Regions from separate parts of the Mus musculus genome. Here region 2 is linked to region 1. A link is a loop called in an ENCODE intact Hi-C map of the cell type or tissue named here. Cell type or tissue: heart. All regions are shown on one strand.

The links. Peaks named below come from ENCODE experiments on the same cell type or tissue, not always from the same donor. Only the 100,000 strongest peaks of a DNase experiment are listed, where the experiment ranks them.
Region 2: it touches region 1 in a loop (4-fold over the local background); 7 of 42 quality-filtered maps call a loop at or near these places.

What each region holds. Positions count from the first base shown.
Region 1 is chr7:12,488,399-12,496,398 of GRCm38, reverse strand. Zfp606 (zinc finger protein 606) reads right to left here. Exons shown (of 7, transcript NM_026112.4): 5 at 6,703-6,829; 6 at 6,355-6,450; 7 at 164-4,042. The coding sequence ends at 2,061. Among named protein-coding and RNA genes, the nearest start is that of Zfp606, 14 kb to the right of the region's middle. In heart, no CTCF peak of the experiment used is centred here; no DNase peak of the experiment used is centred here.
Region 2 is chr7:12,830,023-12,838,022 of GRCm38, reverse strand. It overlaps Zfp110 (zinc finger protein 110), which reads right to left and starts at 3,262. Exons shown (of 8, transcript NM_022981.5): 1 at 2,859-3,262; 2 at 2,496-2,576; 3 at 1,604-1,730; 4 at 839-934. The coding sequence starts at 2,540. In heart, a CTCF peak has its summit at 3,085; DNase peaks (open chromatin) are centred at 3,052 and 3,312; H3K4me3 peaks cover 2,038 bases; H3K27ac peaks cover 1,392 bases.

The DNA of each region.
Region 1 (8,000 bases):
TTTATAAATCTAAGAAATGGAGCTTGTTTGGGATATTAAAATGCAAGATCCATATCATTTTGGCAGAATGATTCTGAATACATCTTTTCACTCTTTTACAGAGGTCATATTAGTATTTTATCCAGGAGTCTTTGCAAAAATCACAATAAAAAGGTCATCAATTACTTTTTGCCATAACATTTATTAAGTGACTATTAGACCCTGCAAAGGCGGGCACTAAATGTTACATCCTAAGTTACCTGAAGCTCTAAGAGTCAGCAGTGAACATAGTGTCTTAACACTAGTATGCTACCAATTTTTACCACAGTGTGTGTGTGTGTGTGTGTGTGAGGTCCAGGACTGTAAAAGGTTAGATGAATCTTATGTGCCCAATTTCTTCTTAATACCCGCATATCTAGAAACAACCCTTGCCTGAGTCCATGATTCCCTTTTGCTCCTTTTCTCCTGAAAAGAAACGTCCTTACTGTTGGTGATGAACTCAGCAGGACTCTCGTCCTGAGTCTTTCCTCCCATCAAGCAATCACTTCATGCAGAGAAGAGGCTAATAATGAACTCAGAGGGTACCTTGAAGACTGGTGTGCCAATGGATACTAGTTTCCAACAGTCAAAGAACAAACACTCTTGCCTCTGCTTTGTCAGGGGCACGTCTGAACCCCCGTGGGAAAAGTCCTTACACTTGCTCAAGTTCGCACTGCCCGGGTGTCTGTAACCCTTAAACCCAGGACCCATAAAACACAGTGGTTTCCATGTCCTTCTCAGAGCTGTTCATATTCCAAAGAGATTGTGGTTTACATAGTAGAAATCCTTCAGGATACAGGAATTAGGTAACCAGGTTTCCATTAGTTAGGATTTTCTTGAATTTTATTATCAAATATTATAAAAACACTGAACAAAAGTGAGAAAACACAGTGGTTAAAAACACCAACTCTGGAGCCAAACTATCTTAAAACTGAACTCCCTACTAGATGTGTCTCTTGGATACATTTACTCAACACCTCTGCTTCTGTTAATTCATTTGAAAACCTGGGGGTAGTAATAATGCCTATTTCATAGAGTTAAGGGAATTGAACAAGTTAATATTTTTTAAAAAACATTTAAGAGGAGGCCTAGCACATGGTGCTTATATATTTGTAAAACAAAAAATAAAACTAAACTTAAAAAAAAAAAACCAAACAAAGTCTTAAATTAACTGAGTTAATTTCTCCATGGTTCTAAGAGGTCTTTATCCAAACACACATGGATGTTATAGTAGGTGTTTATATACAATTGTATCCTTATTGTTGTTTCTTCTGTTATGTATATTGCTAGTGCCCACAATTATAATTTATAGTGACTGCCTATAAGTTATAAGCTAACTGTCCAATAATTCACTGATACGTACCAAACGGACACTGACACTACATTATTGAGTACTGGTTTCTGTTTCAAAACTCAGTCTCATATTTCTAGGCAATAGTCTTTCTATCTTCTATCATTCGGGATCTCCTTTACTAATCTTTTCTAAAGAGGTTAACCTTGATCAACAGTGAATGCCCCACTCAGTACTACACTAGTTTTTTTTTTCATTAATTCAGACTTAGTATTCCATATTCTATCACTTAAAGAGTACCTAGACCCTCCCCTTGTATTATCAGAATCTGTTTCTATCATTATGCACAAAATGCTAATGTGAAGCTTTCCATCTAATATTCCAGGTAGTATCTTTCCAGTTAAACTATTCTTGGCACAAGACTTTCCTCTTAATAATGCACAAACTTCTACATTTTGATCTACAGATTAGAGCTTTTGCTAGAATACTTTATTCACCTAATCATGTTTCTCAAATATGGATTCCTTGTGGACCACATAAGAAGCTTAGAACTTTTTTTCCTGTAATTTCCTACCATTGAATACAGGCTACATAACTGCTGAAAGGTTTTCTCATTTATAAACTCATAAAGTTTCTTCTAAAGAGATTTCTTGCTGTATAGTAAAGACAATTTAACTAAATTCTTAGTGAAAAACTTTCCTCTTGGTTATACTTATAGGGTTTTCTGCCCCCAAAGTCTTTGCCAATTCAGTTACAGTTTTTCTTCACTATGGTTTTTCTGATGTTGAAGTAAGGCCGAATGACCACTAAAGGCTCTTCCACACTGATTGCATATAAAGCGTTTCTCGCCACTATGCATTCTCTGATGAATAATCAGGGAAGAATTCTTACAGAAAGCTTTTTCACAATGATTACATTTGTAGGGTTTCTCTCCGGTATGGTTTCTCAAGTGTACAATAAGGGAAGAACTCTCATTAAATGCCTTCCCACACTCATTACACCTGTACGGTTTCTCTCCAGTATGAGTTCTCCGGTGTGCAATTAGGTGAGAGCTACAATTAAAGGATCGTTCACATTGATTACATTTATACGGTTTCTCACCAGTGTGAATTCTCCGATGAGCAACAAGGTGACAGCTCTGACTGAAGGATTTTCCACATTTATTGCACTCATAGGGCTTTTCTCCAGTATGAGTCCTTTGATGCCTAACAAGATGAGCCATCTGGCTACAGGATTTTCCACATTTATTACATTCATAGGGCTTAATTCCAGAATGGATAATTTCATGTTTTGTAAGGGCTGAACGCTCTCTGAAAGCTTTGCCACATTCTTGACAGTTATAAGGTTTCTCTCCCGTGTGAGTTCTCTGGTGAGCAATAAGATGGGAGCTCCAGCTGAAGGACTTTCCACACTCAGTACATTTATATGGTTTTGCTCCAGAGTGAGTTCTTTCATGTTTACTAAGGGCTGAATAATCCCTAAAAGCTTTTTCACATTCATCACATTTAAAGGGTTTCTCTCCAGTATGCATCCGCATGTGGGCAATGAGATGGGAACTCCAGCTAAAAGACTTGCCACATTCAGTGCACTCAAAAGGTTTTTCTCCAGTGTGAGTTCTCTGATGTCCAATAAGATGGGAGTTCCAGTTGAAAGATTTTCCACATTCATTACATACATAAGGTTTTTCTCCTGTATGGATTCTTGTGTGTACAATAAGATGAGAATTCCAACTGAAGGCTTTCCCACATTTGTTACATTCATAGGGTTTTACTCCAGTGTGTGTCCGTTCATGCTTAGTAAGGGCTGAACGATTCCTAAAAACTTTTCCACATTTATCACATTCATAGGGTTTCTCTCCAGGATGAGTTTTCTTATGCTGAATAAGGTAAGAGCTCCAGATAAAAGATGTTCCACATTTGTTGAATTCATAGGGTTTCTCTGCAGTGTATGTGCTTGTATGTTGAGTAAGTAATGAGTCGTAACCAAAGACTTTCTCCCATTCATTGTATTTATATGTTTTTTCTACACTGCCAATTTTTTGATGTTCCATAAAAGATGAGAAATAAAAGATATTCTCATATTCCTTATATTTCTCATACTGGTTTCCTCCAATTTGAAGTTTGGGGTATTCAATAAGTGATGGGCTCTGGTTAAAGATTTGATGGTATTCCTTATATCCATAGAGTTTTTCTCCTGTATGTACTGCTTTATGATCACCAAATTGTATAATATGATTGAAAGACTTCACAGCATCAGTACATTTGAACAGATTATCTCCAGTTTGCATTTTTGCAGGGTATACAGGCTGAACAGACTGGCAAAAGGCTTTATTATAATCACTATTTTCACAGGTAACCTTATCTGCATACATTATGGCTGAATTACAGCTCCAACTTTCAAGATGTGTATCAGGTTTGTAGAAACGTTCTAATTGTGAAACTCTCTGAGATGGAATTAAGTTTAAGCTTTGGCTGTACTCTGTGCCAAGTTCACAGAATTCAGACCCTCGTTGAGAAAGTACTTGTTTTTGCATAAAGACCATTTGCCTCATACCTGTGCTCTGGTTCATGTGATACATTTCTAACTGGTCGCCATATCCCAGAACTCCTAGCCTGGAGAGCCAAGGATTATCCCATATGTATCTTTCTAACATCATTCCATTGCTGGATTGTTCTTCCTCAGAAACACTCTGTGCTGGAATCAGCGCTTTGCTTTCAGTATTCCTCATCCACTCTGAAACAGAAGGGAGGACTGTAAGTGCAAAAGACCTCAGTATGCACTGGTCAGATTTATTATTCATACTATGGAAAAGGCTAAAGTATATTTCATTTTCAAGTCCAGACATAAAAGCCAGAGAAATAGTGAAAAGTAAACAATAGCTGAATATAAAAGAAAGTATATCATGACACTAATAAAACTTATGAGGAGCACTTTCACATGAAAAGGAGGTTTTACAGGAAAAAGTTAGCTATGCAGGACTGAGCTACTCAAACCATGCACATTACTAAACTGGCTTGCTTCATGACTCATCCTTACCTAACCACTAAGAATCGAGACTATGAAATGAAATGCTGTAAATATAATAGCTTTTCATGTTCACAGCCTTGAAGCAGATATAGCAGTTTCTCTAGAGAGCTTGTAATTAATGACATTTCTAGTGAAGATGTGCTTTCTTTCTAAAGATCTGGAGTATGTGTGTTCTCAGCTGTATAAGTATTACTGCCTACATGATCAATCTCCAATAAGCACAATGGATTCTGACTTAAGCTCAACCATGTTTCATAGTAGGCAACTTCACAGATGATCACAATTTCTGTTTGGCTTCTTCTGGACCCTATGGATATTGCTTTATATTCTTTTGTATAATAAACTATTATCCTGATGGTAGTGAATTTCAAGTCCTATAAGTCATCCTAGTGTTATCAACAGGGTAGCAGAGGATGCCTCTGACAAAAAGACACAGTGAATACTAGTAGAAAGAAAGGAAAGAAGGAAGGAATGCACAACGAACAAAGGAGAGAGTGTAGGGGTGATAGGATGAAGGGAGAGGAGGGAAGGGAAGAAAGGAAGGGCTTAAGGAATAAGCATGCAGGCTTTTGGCAAGTAATGTTTAAGTCATTAAATAGAGTTATAATTCACTTCTGTATTATAATCTCTCTCTCTGTATGTGTGTGTGTGTGTGTGTGTGTGTGTGTGTGTGTGTGTGAGTATGATAAAGTATCGCCGAAAGATTTCAAACCGGGTGTTATAATAAACTTCTACTACAAAATTTGTCATTCCAGAATCCAGTCAAGATTTAAACACATAAGACAGAGGGCAATATCATCAGAGTTTAGAGATTCTTCTAAAGAAGCAATTCCTATGACCACTACAAGAAGAAGACCTCAGTTCAATTCCTAGCTAACAACTATCTATAACTACAGTTCCAGAGAATCTAATGCCCTGTTCTGACCTCTGTGGCCTCTGGCAATGCATATACATCAGGCACACACACATACCCATAAAAAATTAAAATATTTTTAAGCAAGCAAGTAAGTAATGCTAAGAGGAGCTGAAGAAATGGCTCAGCAGTTAAGAAAATATTACTGAGGATTTGAGTTCAGTTTCCAGCTTTTAAGTCAGATAGCATAAAACTACCTATAAGTTTAGGCACCTGCACTAGCTTGTGTGCTCGTGCACACACATAAACATACAAAAAAAATTAAAAGAAAAATGCTAAAAGAATTCCTTTAGGCTGACATGGAAAAACACTAGAAAACAACTCAAATGACACTACTAAAGAAATCATATTTTTTTCTGTTTTTGCGGACAGGGTTTCTATGTAGCCTTGCCTGTCCTACAACTCAATATGTAGACCAGGTTAGCCTTGAACTCACCTGCCTCTGCCTCCCAAGTGTTCAGAATTAAAGGCATGCACCACCACACCCAGTGAAATTACCCAGCGAATAGGATTGACTTATCTGATTTTAGAGATAAGACAACAATACAACAATAAGGCAGTAACAAACCAAGCAATTGCCAAGGAAAAGAGAAGTGGTGACCGGTACACCGAGAAGCACCAGAAAGTGGCAATGTGGTACAGAGCAGTGAGTGTATGTGAGATTTCAACACACATTTTATGTCGCTTTGACTTTTTTAAACCATGAGAAAACAGTCTATATTCAAAAACTATTTTTTGTAAATAAGTCTTTAAAGCCATAGACTACAGTTTAGAATTTTAAAAATAAATTTTAACATAGGTAAATATCTGAGACCTTAGCTTAGGGAAGTTACAGGAAATATGAACAACCACAAAGCAGACAGAAAAGTGTGTGTGTGTGTGTGTGTGTGTGGTGTGGGGTTGGGGGAATGACTTAGGATACAATGTAGTTTTATGAGAGGCTCTGCTCTCAATCAGTAGTAGATGAAAAGGAAACATGAAGTTGAAAACACCCTCGAGGGAATTCTGAATGTATCAGAAAATAACTTCTCCACCTTTAGCCCATTTCTCAAAAAGGAGAGCTTTGAGGTCAAGTTCTTCATTTATGCCTGGGGCATCACCTCACCTGGACAACTGCTTTTAGGATATCCTTGCTCCACTGACCATGGCTCTTCTCCTTGTTCCAAAAGGGAGATGACTTCAGGCTTAGCAATCTGATTCCCTACATATGGAGGGAAGACATGTGACTTTGGTGAGAAAGTTATGGAGTTGCCAAGGAAATCTTCCCTTGCCTAGTCTTCCTCATGCAGAATATACACAGCCTTCTCCTTTCATACTTTCATAAACATTAGGAATTTCATCCCTGAATTTCAAAGTTCAAGATAATCTTAGCCCCTCAGAGATACAACATACTTCTTTCACAGGATAGCTGAAGACACTGTGGAGGAAATGGCTTTGTCAGTTTTCACCTTACCCACAGAAAGTAGGTGTCCATAGGTCTCCAGCATCACATCACGGTACAGAGTCCGCTGAACAAGGTCTAGCTGTCCCCATTCTTCTTGGGTAAAGGCCACAGCCACATCTTTGAAAGTCACTGGTTCCTGAAAGAGCATATATGATCCTTCTCAGCCAGAGGCCAGCCTTTCCGAATTTTCTAGGGATAGAATGAGGCTGATAGCCTTTGAGGAGAGGAGACAGGATGTAAAGGACACACTAGAAGGGTTCAAAAATCTGGCCAGGTGTGGTGATTTACTTTAATAAAGCACTTGGGAGGCAGAGGTAGGTGGATCTCTGTGAGTTTGAGACCAGTCTGGACTACATAGTGAGTTCCAGGACAGCCTGGTCTATATAAAGAGAGACCTGTCTCATTTTTTTTTTTAAATAAAAGATTCTAGCTGTTATGTGTCAAGTTTAACTGAGTAGCACAGCAAAAAGCGTATTCATCAAGACATCTCAAAATCTAGAGGGGAATATGCACACACAACATTAATTAAACATCATGAGTCAAAAAGAGAAACCTGGAGGCAGTTAAGAGACACATAGAGGATCTTCAATGTATTTCCCAGTTTATTTATTAGAAACTAGTTCTGATAATAATGGCCACTATGAACAGAAATTCCACCCACCTTGACAATGCCCTGTCCTCTCATTACATGAATAGCATCTGAGACCAAAGTAGAAAGAGGGTACCTATGGCCCAGAGAGCTTGTGGTAGAAAAACCTTTGCTCCTGTATGTGGACCTGGGACCTGGAAGGTGATCTGGAATCTGCCATCCTGATCACAGGAGAAAGTTTCCTCACTGGTCACTTCCATCAAAGGACTAGAACTAAGTATGAGCAAGATGGCCCAGAGCAACCTGGGCTGAGGGTATTTGTTATAGCAGTGGTCAAAAACAGTTGAGTTAGAAAAAAATTGAAACTGGCTAGCATAGTAGCATCCACCTGCAAAACCAGTTACTCATCAGGGACTGAAGCAAGAAGGTATGAGCTGAGTTACCAGGTTCAATATAAGCCTTCGCAATGATGGTGCCAAAAATAAAAATAGAAACCAGGCATGAGACAGGTCTATAACTCAGGGACTCAGAACATCAATGCAGAAGGATCTAAGTTTGAAGTCTGCCTACACAACCCTGTAAGAACTTGTTTCTAAGCAAAGAAAAACATAAAATCAAAAGGGGAAAAGGAAAATGGAACCTAGAAAACTAGAGAAGATGAACCCCAATCTGATGTGTCTGACTTCTGCAATGATTCTATCTTTATACTTCTAAGAAG
Region 2 (8,000 bases), 340 kb before region 1:
CCAAGATTACTTTTTTAAACTACAAGGGGTATAGAAATTTATTAAAGTTCATTAATATACAATAAAATGTGTCACATTATGGCATGCACCCAGAAAGGGGGAAAAAAATCAAAACCCAAAGCACAAGAACACAGAAGAGGCTTCTGTGCTGTGGCAATAGTAATTTAGTCTACAGAAAGATGCTGTTTTCAACAACAGGAGATCATCTGAATTTTTGGGGGGGCTCAAGGATTTTATGCCTACTATATATAAACTGAAACCAGATAAATAGAACAACAAAAAAGGTAAAAATGTTCAAGTTTACAAAAGTATTCAGACAATATGCCTATGTGCTTAAAAACAACAACAACAACAACAACAACAACAAACTTAGAAGAGAAATAAAAACAGGAACCAGTGGGGTAACACACATTTGTAATTCCAGAACTTCCAAGAGCGAGGGATGATCAGAAATTCATATCCTTAGTTAATTAATAGGTTGGAGGCCAGCCTGAACTACCTAAGACCTTATCTCAAAACAAAACAAAAATCCAAAACAACAAAACCCCCAACACAAACCCTACCACCACTACACACTAAGGCCAAATATCACAACATCCACCCCTAAATAAAGACTGGAGCCGAGTATGTTAGTTCAAGTGGTAGCATGTCTGCTCTGCTCATCATGTGAAAGGCCCTGGGCTTAAACACTAGCATCATGAAAAAAATGACTGCAGACTGGAAACTATCCTATTTATTATGACATGATACCTGGATTCTCATTCTGCTTAGAAGACATTAGTCTTGGAATAACCAGAAGATTCACCCCTTTGGACACTCCCATATGCCTGGCTCTTACCTGGAAGAGTATCTTGAGGAATTTCTCTCTGCATTGGCCAGCAGTCTTCGGCTTTTTCTAGCTGAGATATCACATTTGGCTTTGAAAAGTGATGCTCTGCTCAATGGAAAGGAGACAGGGCTTGGAGGTCTGCTTAGAGAAAATGCTGTCCTGCTGCAACATTCTCGCCCCTCCTTCCCCCATGCTGGGACATGAAAGCTTTTGCTTCCCTGCTAAATTTGACAGTTGAAAAAGAACTGGTCAGGACTATCAACTTTTGTTTCTGCTTAAACAGAGACACAAAGCTTAGAGACACAGCTATGATGAAATAACCAGAGAGGACAGAAGACCTCCTAAGAATCATAAAGAAGTCACAATTTTGATGATAACCCCGAGCTGCTGGACAATGATATATTTTTTTATGTTTGACATGCCATAAAAATTATAGCCAACTCTCACTACAGCTACAAACATCTCTTAAAAGCTCTGCCCAGTATTCAGGGACTCTGAAGTATTGCTTGGATGAAACTTCTGAAGTCATACTGAAAAGCTGCCTTTTTCCTCTCTACCAAGCTCTACACTCCCTTAACACTTCTCCTCTGGTCCCTTTAGCCTGAGCCCAAGCACTTACAGTTCAGGGGTACCGCACATCCAGAATTGGGGTGGGGGCAGGTAGAGTCAAGCCTGGCACTGAACTTCCAATCCTCCTCCACCTCTGAGGTGCTGGAATTAAAAGCATGCTCCACCCACCCAAACAGCTCTTTATTAAAGTGGAGGCTGCCTTACCCACTGAAATCATGTTGCTGTAGTTCTCCATCATGATCTCCCTGTACAGGCACTTCTGTTGGAAGTCCAGCTGTGCCCACTCTTCCTCGGTAAACGTCAGAGATACATCTTCAAACTTCACAGACTCCTGAAAGGCACAAGATGCAGTTCAGTCCAGGGTTTTCCTCTTCTACAGTGACAGAAAAATAGGAAGGCTGAGCAAGATGACCCAGCTACATTTTACTTATCTCATGTTCCTTTGTCTGAATCCTTGAGCAAATCGGTCTGACACTAATCAGGGGACACGTGAGACTGTGGTCTATGAAAACCTGTTCATTTCTCACTAATCAGGGGATAGGACTGTTGGTTCCCATCTATACCTCTTTTCTTGTTTTTGAATTGTCACTTCCTTAAAGTAGTTGCTGAAAACTAAACATGAGCTTCTTATCTTCTTACACTTGTCAGTTTCTTTCACCAGACCCTCAGCTTAAAAAAAAAAAAAAAAAAAAAAAAAAAAAAAAGAAAAAATAAAGGTTGAAAAGGATTGGTGAGATGGCTCAGTGGGTAAAGGTGCCTGCTACCAAGCCTGAGTTTGATTGATCTTCAGGATTCATATGTTGGAAGAAGGGTAGCGATCCGGAAAGGTACTCTCTGTCCTCTACAAGCAGGCAGTGGCACACACGTGCATGCCCCCCCCCCCCCAAATGTAATAGTATTGTTTTTTAATTAAAAAGCCTCAATCTGGCTTGCCAGTTCCTGGTTCAGAAATCGGTTTGTTTGTTTCTTCTATTGTAACCACCCTCTTGGGCAGTCCTCCAACTCCTCCCGAAACTCAATGATATTTGAGAACAAACGTCTCACCACTAGCCGACCCCTGAGCCGACTCAAAAGTTGAAAAGAAGCCTTTACTCACATGGGGCCAGGTTGTTGGAAGCGTGGAAGCCATACTGTCCTCCATGTTCTCTCCCAGGAGTAGGCAGAATGCTGACGAAACCTAAAGTGGAAGAGGGGGGCACTAAGGAATGTGCCCAGCGGCTCCCCCACCTCTGCCCATATCCCACCCCTCAGCAGGACATGACCAGTCCACCCCAAAATTGCAAAGTGCCCAGTGAATCCTCTTCCCGACTCCCATAAGCCTACAAGACAGGTTCCCCTCTAACCGAGAGGGGACAGCTGATGTCATCTAATCCAAAAGGCGGTTGGTTTTCTTAAACTGTGGTCCTTATTTAGAACGCGATGTCTTCCTTAGGATTTGTTCGGACCCACGACTACACACCTTCTCCCGGGTCCGTAGAAGTGGCGCCACAAACGAAGCCGACACTGGGTTCCAGAGGTTGCAAATAAAACAGAAGATGGGTGCTGCCCCCGACGGGCTTTCACGCAGCGCTACGATTGCGGAAAGACACAATGGCGCTCGCCCGTCGGTCTTGTCCCGAACTGCGCCAGCTCACGAGTCCGGACTACAACTCCCAGACGCCCCCGCGGACGTCGAGCGGCAGCAGTTAGGCGGCGTTTGTCCTGTTGGCGGGCGAAGCCGAAGTCCGAAAAGTGTGTTATTGACTGCTAAAGAACTAGGATGCAGCTTTTGAAGAAGGATACTAAGACGCTGAGCACCAGTACCTCTGTGGACAGAGACCGAGGCTAGGAGAGAATCGAACCCACTAACAGGAGCAAAAGAACTTGGACAAAACGGAAGCTAGGCATGGGCAAGGGGGTGGGCCGGAAGTGCTGGTGTTAGGTCGGCTGAGCGAGGCACGCCGCGTAGCAGAGCAAGGAAGGCGGGACGAGGGGACAGATGGAACCTACGGCTCTACTAGTGTAGAGGGGGAGGGAATCCGGATTGGGGCTGTCTGTGGGTCGGAGGCAAGAGAAGACAAAGTCATTTAACGGAGTTTACTGTGGGGAAGGAGAAAAGGATGCAATCTTACTGAAGTTTCACCGGTACCCTTAAAGGGAGAGGAAGAAAGGAGTAACTGTAGAAACAGAAAGCCATTAGGCATCGGAATTAAAAGTACTCAAATTTCCATGAGAGGACAGGCGTTTGCGTCCAGATTAGTAGAGTGGGCAGGGTTGTGTGGTCTGGGCAGGGTGGTGTGGGCTTATAACGTTTAGGTGGGAAGTATGGAGACCTGGTGGACTTAAAATATGGTAGGCTACACTAAATGTCCTCTCTAGTTTTCCCCAGCAGAGGAAGGGATGTAGTGAGAATCCTGGAATTTTGGTTTCTTGGAAGAACAAACAAATATTATAAAATAATATTTTGTTTGATTCCAGGTATAGGGATGTGGGGCTGCTTCAGACTGCCTGTAGCAGCTGACCGTGATTTGTTTTGTGCTCTAGCAGAATCGTGGTTCTGTCTGTAGCAGATAGTTTTTTGTGATTGTGTTATATTTGGAATTCTGAGAACTTTTCAGAGAGTATATTAATGTTAGGGCCCGATAGGCTAGGGGCTGGGCTGGACCAGTTGGTTGTATAGGGAGGAGGTTGGTTGTGGTTTCGTAGTAGCTGAGGTCAAAGGAGAAGCAAAAGAAAAGAAATCAGATTCAGGGATTTCCTAATTCCTCTCTCCCCTCTATTCCTGTTTCTTTCCAGTCTAGTGTTAAGGGGTAAAAAGGGGGCATGGATAAAGATGGGAGGAAGAGGAGAACCCACAAAGTTGCAAAGACCAGCTACAAAGGGACATGGAGGATCAGAGATGTATGAGGAAAACTAAAATTACACTCAGTCCCAGGGATGCTAACTGTAAATATCCATACATGTGGAGAGCTCTTGGGACTGCTTCTAGGAATTGGGCAGGAATTTGACATTAGGCTAGGACACGGAAGTAGGCTCAGGCAAGAATTTGACTTGGGGCTAAGATCAAGATCTTGATCGTTTTGTAAGTCCCTGAATACCACAGGACTTTGTTTATTGCCTTGTTTGTACCTTGACTTAGAACTGACCTTATTCTTTGCATGTACTTAGAATAGACTAGAAAAAACAGACTAGAGAAAAATAAACCCACTTCAGGCTCAGCAGGGGCTTGAGTCCTGTTATAATGTTGTCTAATTGTCTTTTTCTTTTCAATCTTCACTCCCTCCCTTGAGACCCTGCTGACTGACTGAGCTTGTTGGTTACACACAGGGGCTGATTTGTATGGTACACATTGAGAGGCTGTGGGTTCTGGTAATGCCAGTTATTAGCTAACCTGTGACTAGGTTTGTTCCTAATGGCAGATTAGATCAGGGGGAACTTGAAGTCTGCCTCTGACCATAATTGGGTATGTTTGTAACTCTCTAGACAGCTCAGAACAACAAAGAATTCTGCTGTGTTCCTTATACTGTTTAGTATCCTATTCCTAAGGTCTCTTTATATCCTGTTCTGATTGATGTAGTCTTTGTATTACTTGGGGTCCAGACATTCTGATGTTCTCATAATGCCTAGAGCCTATTGACCTATCCTTCTCAACCCAAGGTTTGTGTATTCCTTTACGCTTTCTAAGTAGGGTCTTGGCAACACTGTGTCTAACTGTGGTCATGCTTCTTATTCTTATGGTTAAAATAGACTACATATTCTTAATTTTTAAACATTTTTATTTATTTTATGTATGTGAGTACACTCTGTAGCTGTCTTCAGACACACCAGAAGAGGGCATTGGATCTCATTACAGGTGGTTGTGAGCTACCATGTGGTTGCTGGGAACTGAACTCAGGACTTCAGGAAGAAGAGTCAGTGCTCTTAACTGCTGAGTCATCTCTCTAGCCCTGTTCTTAATTTTTACTGCAATTAATGTTTATATTTAGTATTTGCTCAGATTATTATCCTATTTTTAGTTTGACAGTATTTCCTTGGATTTTTTTTCATTCATTCATTCATTCCATTTCATCCTGGTTCACATATATCCCAAACTGTTTTTGAATTTTGTAGCTGAGGTTAACCTTGAATTTCTAATCCTCTTGCTTCCACCTTCCTAGTGCAAGGAATACAGATGTGGGCCACACTGCTCATCTTTCTGTGGTGTGGGTGTTAGAACTCAGAGCTTTGTGGCAAACACTGATGACTGAGTTAACTCTTTAGTCCTCAGAATCTCTTAACTTTCAAAAGGACCATATTGATTGAATAAGTAATTGGTCCCTTTTTTAATATTTCACATTAAATAATCCTGGCTGTTTGGCAGATTATTATTGTGTGACAGAATTGTGGAAAATAGCCATTGACTGACAGTTTTATTTTAGATGTCAGTGTGTGTTTGTTTAAGTGGCTTATCCAATTGTTCAATAGAGAGCTTTATTATTTTAAGGAGGCAAGTTCTCTTTTCAGTTTTAAGTTCATTCTTATTTTTAAAAGTTAAGGTTCGTTGATGGTGGTGCACACCTTGAGTCCCAGCACTTTGGGAGGCAAAGGCAGGTGGATCTCTGTAAGTTCAAGGCTAGCCTAGTCTACAGGGTGAGTTCCGGGACATCCAGGGCTGCACAGAGAAACCATGTCTTGCAAAACAAGCAAACCAAAAAAGTTAATTAAATGCTTTTTATTTGATTTAGTGTGAGTGCATGTGCGCGTGCGTCTGCGTGCACACACAGACTTTCATAGCACAGTGTACGTACGTGTGAAGTCAGAGGAAAGCTTTCAGGAATTGGTTCTGTCCTTCCATTATGTGGGTTGCAGGAATAGAACCTAGGAGGTCAGATTTAGTAGGAAGTGGTTTTACTCGAAGAGTTATCTCAGTGGCCCGAAAATTGATTTTTAAAAAGCTTACATTTATTTATTGTGCATGCTTGTATTTCTGCACTGCAGCATATGTATGGAGGTCAGGAAGTAACTTGAGGAGTTTGGTTCTGTCCTCTCAGCTGCAGGCTCTGGAGGTTGTGTCCACATTTCTAGGGTGGGCAGGGTTACTGTCTCTCAAGGTTAAGGTGTTCTCCTCGTAGTGGTGGTGGACTGGATTGTATCCAGTGGGGCGAACCCAACGTCTGCCTTTTGTGGATCAAACTTTGCTTTTACTTACATATTGTACACCTGTGAATGGTTATACACATCCAAAACAAAAGGAAACATAGCAATTTTGATTTAAAAATTAGATGTGCTTGTTTTATAAATAGATGAAGTAGACATATGTGCTAAAACTATGGGGAAAAGGTAAAAGAAATAAATAACATACTTAAAAATCCAATATGATTTCCTTTTTTTTCCCTTTGTCTTTTTGTCTCAGTATGTAGGCCTGGCTGGCCTGGAACTTATTATGTTTATCAGGCTGGCTTCCACCTCACAGTGATCTGCTTGCCTCTGCCTCTGAGTGCAGCAATAAAAGTTTTGTGCCACCATGTCCAGCTCAGTGGGTAACTTTTCAAAATCAGTGAAATCAAAGTAAACCAGGCATAATAAGAATATAAGATTCATAAATTAATTTTCACATATGTATGCACAAAACTGCAATAACTTAAACAATATTGGGGAAAAGGTCCTTTAATAGTAGAATCATAAAAATAAAATGTTAATTTGTCGGGACATGCAGAGAACCTCTTGAGAATAACTTTTGAGATTCATGAGTAAACTTATGTAGTTGAAAATGCCTGTGTTCCAGAATTAGAAGCCAGTGTGTATCATTTATTCCCTTCCTTATTAGGTTCAATAAAATTTCAAATATTAATACAATGAGCTTTGGGGCAGCTTGGCATCTTGAGCTTTGTTTTGTACATTCCTCTAAAAATGTGAAGGAAAGAATCTACTCTTCTAAACAAGATGATTTAGATTGGATTCAAATTTAAGGAGAAATGTCCACAGAAATTACTTGTTCACAAATGTTCTTTTGTGGATGTGATGAACTATCTTGACAGCCCCAGCAAGGACTCTTTTGATGACTCTATTAGGGTTCTCTAGAGAAACAACTGAATGGACAAGTGAATGAATGGATCTATCTATCATCTATATCTATCTATCTATCTATCTATCTATCTATCTATCCTATCATCTATAATCCATCCACCCATGGATAGAGGGGATTTATTAAAGTGACTTACAGGCTGTGGTTCAACTGGGCTAACAGTGGCTATATACCAATAGAAGGTCCAAAAATTCAGTACTTGTTCAGTCTAGAAGGCTGGATGTCTCAGCTGTAAACATTAGAATCTCAAACAGGTAGGATCTAATGCCATTGAAGTAGCGGATTTACCAGAGAGAGCAACAACAAACTGAGTGAGAATTTCTTTCTTCCATGTCCATTATATAGCCTGGGCCACAGCAGGCTTTTGACCGATTAAAAGTGGGTCTTCTTACTTGACTGTGGTGGCTCGTGTCTTTAATTCCAGCACTTGGGAGGCAGAAGCAAGTTGATCTTTATGAGTTCAAGGTTAGCCTGGTCTATAGATCAAGTTCTAGGACAGCCAAGGCCGTTCCACAAAGAAAGTCTGTCTCTTTTTTAATTAATTAATTAATGAATTCA